3 separate regions of the Homo sapiens genome follow, and all the other regions are linked to region 3. A link is an interaction called in ENCODE POLR2A ChIA-PET data of the cell type or tissue named here. Cell type or tissue: GM12878. All regions are shown on one strand.

Region 1 (2,500 bases), 220 kb after region 3:
ACACCCACTTTGCTGCGTAGCAACTGGCTTCCGGTCGGCTCCTGAGGGCCCAGCTCTCGAGAGATCTGCCGCAGGACAGACGCTGCCAGCTGCCCACGGTAGCAAGGCAGGAAGTTCCTCAGCAGGGTGTCCACCTGACCTGCAGGGACAAGGGGACAGTGAACCCAGCAAATTGAATCTGCCCAGGAGACCTGCTTGGGGAGGGCAAAACAGACAGGGAAGCCACCTGGGGGCTCCTGTAGTCATCCTGAGCTTCCAGACAAGTTGTCACCAAATTTCATTCATCCTTCACCCTCCATGCCTGTTTCCATCCATGTGGCTGGGTGAGGGAGCTTCTTTTTTTTTTTTTTTTTTTTTTTTTTGAGATGGAGTCTTGCTCCGTTGCCAGGCTGAAGTGCAGTGGCACGATCTCAGCTCACTGCAACCTCTGCCTCCTGGGTTCAAGCAATTCTCCCGCCTCAGCCTCTCGAGTAGCTGGGACTACAGGCGCACGCCATCATGCTGGGCTAATTTTTGTATTTTTTAGTAGAGACGGGTTTTTTGTTTTGTTTTGTTTTGTTTTTTGTTTTTTGTTTTGATGGAGTCTCACTCTGTTGTCAGGCTGGAGTGCGCTGGCACGATCACAGCTCACTGCAACCTCTACTTCCTGGGCTCAGGTGATTCTCCCATCTCAGCCTCCCAAGTAGCTGGGACTACAGAGACTACAGGCTTCTGCCACCACGACTGACTAATTTTTCTATTTTTAGTAGAGACGAGGTTTCGCCATGTTGCTCAGGCTGGTCTTGAACTCCTGAGCTCCAGTGATCCACTTGTCTTGCACTTTTTTTTCTTTTTTTTGAGACAGGGTGTCTGTCCCCCAGGCTGGAGTGCAGTGGTGCAATCTCAGCTCACTGCAGCCTTGACCTCCTGGGCTCAAGTGATCCTCCCACCTCAGCCCCACTCCAGTAGCTGGGATCATGTGCACGTGCCACCATGCCCAGCTAATTTTTTTATTTTTGTAGAGACAAGGTCTTGCTATGTTATCCAGGCTGGTCTCAAACTCCTGGCCTCAAGCAATCCTCCCACCTTGGTTTCTCAAAGCGCTGGGAATACAGATTGAGCCACACCTTCACTTATAGCTCACGTATCATGTAAGCATATGGTTTGCTGAGCTTTGACACAATCACACATCCGTGAAACCCTCACCACAATCAAGATGAGCGGATCCATCACACCCAAAAGTGTCCCCATATGCTTTACCTGGGGAGCTTTTCAAAAGCTTTTAAAGCTCCAAAGCACACAAGTGAACTTTCTGTGAGTGATGGAGGTGTGCTGTATCCTGATCTATCTGGGAAGTAGTCATATGGGTGATGGGTGACTAGCTCTTTGAGCTGTTGCCCTAAGGCTTGTACACTTGACTGTAAATAAAACATAGTTCCATTCTGCTGCCCGGAATGTGGACCCAATGGCTGGAGCTCCAGCAGCCATTCTGTGCCATGAGGCTACCTTGGGCACAGGAATCCACACATGGCAGAGCCATGAGATGAAAGGACTTTAGGTGTCTAACTTTTACTAGCCTGCCTGCTTCCACACCTCTCAGTTTGAGGAGAAAAAAAAAAAATCCTTATCTTGTTTAAGCCACTATCTGGGGGAAAAAAATCCCAGTGCTACATAGAGTAACTCTTTGAATCCTTACAATGCCCCCCCAGCCCCATGAGCTAGGCGTTGTTGCTATCCCCATTTTACATATAAGAGAATGAAGCCCAGGGAGGTGAAGTCACTCACCAAAGGGCACACAGCAAATGAGGGAATGACCAGGGTGTGAACGTGAATTGTTTGTTTGCAAGATACATCACTGGCCTTAGCACATGCTGTTTCTCCTGTCCAAAATGCTCTTCTGGTATCTCCTTCCTTCCAACACCATCACATCCCTCCAGCCCTGGCTTGATCATTGTCTCCTCAGTGGGCAGTCATCCACCTCTGCTCTTCCCTACCCTCAAGGAACATGTGAGCTCTCTCCCATCATTCTCACCATGCAATTTTGGGTCATGACTTGACCCAAAAACCAAAAAAACACTCTTCCATGCTGCTGCATGGAATGTAGACCCAATGGCTGGAGCTCCAGCAGCCGTTCTGTGCCATGAGGTCACCTTGGGCACAGAAGCCCCACATAGCAGAGCCACCAGAGGGAAGGTGTTTAGACCATGAGCCTGTGAGGGTAAGGCCAATACCAACCCCACAATGTCCCCAGCGCCCAGCACAGTTGCTCACCCCACATATGAGGACAGAGGGACCCGAATGGCACTGAATCTGGCACTGGCCCCTCTTAGTCTCAAATTGGGAACTGAGCCTCCATCCCCAGGGTCCTACCGAGGGGCCTGCTGGTCCCTGCCCGCTCAGGAAGACATCCCTCAGGGCCTGGCTGGGTCTGGGACACCCTCCACTTGGCCCTATGCCTCCCACCTGAACCCCTGCCCTAAATCAGGTCACTAGATTTACCAAATAAAAATAGAAGACACAG
Region 2 (2,500 bases), 340 kb after region 3:
GGAAACATACTGAGACCCCCATCTCTACAAAAAATAAAAAATTAGCTGGGCGTGGTGGTGCACACATATAGTCCCAGCTACGCCAGAGGCTGAGGTGAGAGGATTGCTTGAGCCCAGGAGGTCAAGGCTGCAGTGAGCTATGATTGCACCACTGCGCTCCAGCCTGGGCAACAGGACAAGATTCTGTCTCAAAAGAAAATAAAAAAAGAAAAAGAATGGTAGCATAACAGTTTCCATTTCTAATTTTATTGCGAAAGTAATTGTGGTTTCTGCCATAACTTTTAGTAAGCATAATTAATTAATGCCATTAAAAGTAATGGAAGGCCGGGCGTGGTGGCTCATGGCTGTAATCGCAGTACTTTGGGAGGCCGAGATGGACGGATCATGAGGTCAGGAGTTCGAGACCAGCCTGGGTAACATGGTGAAACCCCGTCTCTACTAAAAATACAAAAATTAGCTGGGCGTGGTGGCGGGTACCTGTAATCCCAGCTACTCAGGAGACTGAGGCAGCAGGATTGCTTGAACCCAGGAGGCGGAGGTCAGAGGTTGCAGTGAGACGAGATCGTGCCAATGCACCCCAGCCTGAGAGACAGACCGAGACTCCATCTCAAAGAAAAAAACAAAAAAAGGCTGGGTGCGGTGGCTCAAGCCTGTAACCCCAGCAATTTGGGAGGCCGAGGCGGGCAGATCACCTGAGGTCGGGAGTTTGAGACCAGCCTGGCCAACATGGAGAAACCTAAACCTCTCTACTAAAAATACAAAATTAGCCGGGCATGGTGGCGCATGCCTGTAATCCCAGCTACTAGGGAGGCTGAGGCAGGAGAATTGTTTGAACCCAGGAGGCAGAGGTTGTGGTGAGCTAAGATTGCATCATTGCACTCCACCCTGGGTAACAAGAGTGAAATTCCATCTCAAAAAAAAAAAAAAAAAAAAAAAAGTAATGGCAGAGGCTGGGAGCGGTGGCTCATGCCTGTAATCCCAGCACTTTGGGAGGCCAAGTCGGGTGGATCCCTTGAGGTCGGGAGTTCGAGACCAGCCTGGCCAACATGTCGAAACCCCGTCTCTCCTAAAAATACAAAAAGTAGCTGGGCATGGTGGCAGGCATCTGTAGTCCCAGCTACTCAGGAGGCTGAGGCAGAAGAATCACTTCAACCCAGGAGGCAGAGGTTGCAGTGAGCCGAGATTACACCACTGCACTCCAGCCTGGGTGACAGAGGGAGAATATATTTAAAAATATAAAATAAAATATAGGCCGGGCACGGTGGCTCACGCTTGTAATCCCAGTACTTGGTGAGTCCAAGTTGGGTGGATCACCTGAGGTCAGAAGTTTGAGACCAGCCTGGCCAACATGGCGAAACCCCATCTCTACTAAAAATGCAAAAAGTAGCCAGGCATGGTGGCAGGCATCTGTAGTCCCAGCTACTCAGGAGGCTGAGGCAGGAGAATCGCTTCAACCCAGGAGGCAGAGGTTGTAGTGATCGAGATCGTACCACTGCACTCCAGCCTGGGCGACAGAGAGAGATTCCCTCTCAAAAAAAAAAAAAAAAAAGTAATGGCAGAAACCGCAATTACTTTTGCACCAACCAATATATAAAAATACATTATATATTTAAAAATATAAAATAAAATATAGGCCAGGTGCAGTGGCTCACGCCTGTAATCCCAGCACTTTGGGAGGCTGAGTCAGACAGATCACCTGAGGTCAGGAGTTCAAGACCAGCCTGGTCAACATGGCAAAACCCTGTCTCTACTAAAAGTACAAAAATAAGCCAGGCATGGCGGTGGGCGCCTGTAATCCCAGCTACTCAGGAGGCTGAGGCAGGGGAATCGCTTGAACTCCGGAGGCAGAGGTTGCAGTGAGCCAAGATCGTGCCACTGCACTCCAGCCTGGGCAACAAGAGCGAGACTCCATCTCAAAAAAAATTAATTAATTAATTAATTAATTAAAACAAAATAAAATAAATATATGTACTTAAAATATATATATATATTTATTTTTAAATAGGGATAGGATCTCTCTATGTTGACCAGGCTGGTCTCGAACTACTGGCCTCAAGCAATCTTCCCATCTCAGCCTCCCAAAGTACTAGGATTGCAGGCATGAGCCACTGCACCCATCCCACCATTTGTAATTGTGGGCGGCAAGCCACCCAGGTGCCAAGGCAAGAGACTGAGGACACGAGCTGTTCCAGTATAATAAAATATAAAACAAGAATAGTTATACCAAATATAGATCTTAGAGATATATGAATATCATTAATCATTAGTTTGTAGTAATTACTCTTTATCCCAATAGTATAATAATCCTCGGTCTACAATCATAACCTAGGAAAAACCAGGCCATACAGAGATAGGAGCTGAGGGGACATAGTGAGGTGTGACCAGAAGACAAGAGTGCAAGCCTTCTGTTATGCCCGGACAGGGCCAGCAGAAGGGCTCCTTGGTCTAGCGGTGACGCCAGCGTCTGGGAAGACGCCCGTTGCCCGAGCGGACAGTGGTC
Region 3 (2,500 bases):
GCCTCCTGGTCCCCAGTGCAGCTGGGGCAGGTGACTCGGGGGATCCAAGGCAGATGGAGGGGTCCCCCACCCCCCAAGCCTCCTCCGCACCCCACTCACAGCCAGCCTCTGGCAAGATCCTAATTTACCTCGATTTATTTTAATCCCCAGAAACAGATGCTAGCTGTACACCCCGCCCCTCAGTAAAAGAGGGACCCCCCCCCCAAGTCCAGGCTCCAGGCCCTTCAAGGCCTGGCCTGGATAAACCGTGCCAGGCAGGGGACCCCACAGTGACCTCCTCCCCAAAATTCCAACCTTGGGGTCCCCACAGAAGATGCCAGTGAAACGCCCCCCACCCCATCCTTAAGGTGGAGGACTGGGATGGGGCAGATTAGAGGAGGGGCCAGGTGACACCCCAGCTCCTCCAGCCACCAGGCCTGGATAGGGGTTCACAGTGGAGGAAAAGGGAAGGGGTCCCTCGTCTCGGTCCCCGGTGGTCTGCAGGCCGGAGCTGGGAAGAGGGAATCTGCGGGTGGTCCCCATCTCAGCCACCGCCCAGGGTTCCAGGCTGGAAGGGGAGCGGCGCCCCCATCTTTGCAGCCCCAGAACCCAGACCTAGGCTTAGAATAAAAGAATTTGGGGAGGGGTCTCGCGTCGTCGCCGCCCCCGTGCACGCTCGGTTCTAGGCCAGGAGACGGGGGATTTGGGGAGCGGTCCCCATTTTCGCCTGCGGACCCCCAATTACCACTTGGAGGGGGAAGCCGGGGCGCCCACCGCGTAGCCCCAACCCCCTGCTCTCCATCCCTCGCGTCCCGCCGCGCCTTTGCCCTCCGCAGCCGCCGGGGCTGCAGGGCACGGTGCGCGTGGGAGGCTGCGCGGGCCAGGGTATCCCAGGGGGTTCCGGGGGGCAACACTCACCTCCTGAGCTCGGGCCGAGCCCCGCGCTCGCCGCCACCTGCGGCTTGGTCGCTGACACCGGAGCCCGCCCCGCCCCTCCCTCCGCGGCTGCGGCGCGGCTGCCGGCGGGCTCCGCCCCCGGGGCGTGGCCTAGAAAGTCCCCACCCCCGCGACGGCGCCAGGAGGCAGGGCGGGCTCTGATCCCGCGCGGCCCCCCATTGGGCCATTTAGGCGCCCAGCTCCGCCAGCTCAGCGCGCTGATTGGTCCAGCCGAAGACTAGGCTCCTTTTTATGTTCCCCCCCTTACGCCACCCGCAGTCTATTTGCATAATTTAAAGAGACAGGCGCCACTCTTTCGCCCTGAGACTCAGTGGTAAGGAGTAAGGAGCGACCAACGTTTATTGAGCGAACAGGCAGGGCTCAGTTGATGACCCCCCACAAGCCTGTAACCTGGACATTATTGGTCTTTATTTTACAAATGGGAAATCTGAGGCTCAGAGAGGGCAAGATCTTGCTTGGAGGCCACACAGCAAGTCTGCAGCCGGCCTAGGGCAGCCCCGGGATCCGGCACCTTGCAGAGGAGGTCATCCCCTCATATGCCATATGATAGTTCTTTTTTGGAGTTCGAACTCGATCGCTTGAGGTTAGGAGTTCGAGACCAGCCTGACCAACATGGTGAAACCCTGTCTCTACTAAAAATACAAAAATTAGCTGGGCATGGTGGCAGGCGCCTGTAATCTCAGCTACTTGGGAGGCCGAGGCAGGAGAATCACTTGAATCCGAGAGGCGGAGGTTGCAGTGAGCCGAGATCACATCACTGCACTCCAGCCTGGGCGACAAGAGTGAGACTTCGTCTTAAAAAACAAACAAACAAACAAACAAAAACAAAGAAAAAGAAAATATAAACTTACACAACACCCGCCAGTCCCCCATCCTACCCTCTGCTTAGGGACAGGGCACCCGGCTGATTTTCTTGCCCCTCCACCAGCCTCCCAGGCTCAGTCAGGGCAGCCCAGGAGCACAGACCAGAAGCTTGGGAGGCCCTAAGGATCTTCTCTTCCCTTCATTACCAGCATTTCATCCCGTGGATTCAGTGTCTCTGAAACAGTTCCAAATTGTCCATTTTCCTACACCCCATAGTGGTCCCAGCGAAGACCCAATTGTCTTCAGCCTGGATGCCAACTCGGTTTCTTATTTGTGTTTCTTGTTCCCTCCATCCCAGCCCTAGACAATCCCTATTCTCCAAGGCAACTGTAGTTGTTCTTTCTTTTCTTTCTTTCTTTGTTTAGAGACGAGGTCTTGCTCAGTTGCCCAGGCTGGAGTGCAGTGGTGTGATCATAGCTCACTGCAGCCTCAAACTCCCAGGCTGAAGCGATCCCCCTACCTCAGCCTTCCAAAATGCTGGGACAACAGGCGTGAAGCACTGAAACTGGCCAGTTCCTTTTATTTCCAAATAAACCTTTTATTTTAGAGCAGTTTTAGAATTATTGTGAAGAGAGTACAGAGAGTTCCTGTATACCCAACACCCAGCTTCTCCTATTATTTTTTTCTTTAATTTTTTTTTTTTAATAGAGACAGGGTGTCCCTATGTTGCCCAGGCTGGTATCAAACCCCCGGGCTAAAG

The links. ChIA-PET counts read pairs that join two places held together with the same protein. Peaks named below come from ENCODE experiments on the same cell type or tissue, not always from the same donor. Only the 100,000 strongest peaks of a DNase experiment are listed, where the experiment ranks them.
Region 1: POLR2A ChIA-PET joins it to region 3 with 6 read pairs; 4 of 35 experiments call an interaction of 5 or more read pairs at or near these places.
Region 2: POLR2A ChIA-PET joins it to region 3 with 10 read pairs; 5 of 35 experiments call an interaction of 5 or more read pairs at or near these places.

The regions. Positions count from the first base shown.
Region 1 is chr19:17,528,394-17,530,893 of GRCh38, reverse strand. NIBAN3 (niban apoptosis regulator 3) reads right to left here. Exons shown (of 15, transcript NM_001321827.2): 2 at 9-139. Among named protein-coding and RNA genes, the nearest start is that of NIBAN3, 2.4 kb to the right of the region's middle. RefSeq lists an enhancer at 1-120. In GM12878, no CTCF peak of the experiment used is centred here; a DNase peak (open chromatin) is centred at 1,147; H3K27ac peaks cover 240 bases.
Region 2 is chr19:17,407,879-17,410,378 of GRCh38, reverse strand. The region is part of intron 2 of BISPR (BST2 interferon stimulated positive regulator); the gene reads right to left. It also overlaps a transcript of MVB12A not described here. Among named protein-coding and RNA genes, the nearest start is that of BISPR, 3.4 kb to the right of the region's middle. In GM12878, no CTCF peak of the experiment used is centred here; no DNase peak of the experiment used is centred here; H3K4me3 peaks cover 209 bases.
Region 3 is chr19:17,746,212-17,748,711 of GRCh38, reverse strand. All of the region lies in intron 3 of FCHO1-AS1 (FCHO1 antisense RNA 1), which reads left to right. It also overlaps a transcript of FCHO1 not described here. Among named protein-coding and RNA genes, the nearest start is that of FCHO1-AS1, 3.9 kb to the left of the region's middle. RefSeq lists a silencer at 763-1,182. In GM12878, no CTCF peak of the experiment used is centred here; a DNase peak (open chromatin) is centred at 1,121; H3K4me3 peaks cover 1,334 bases; H3K27ac peaks cover 683 bases.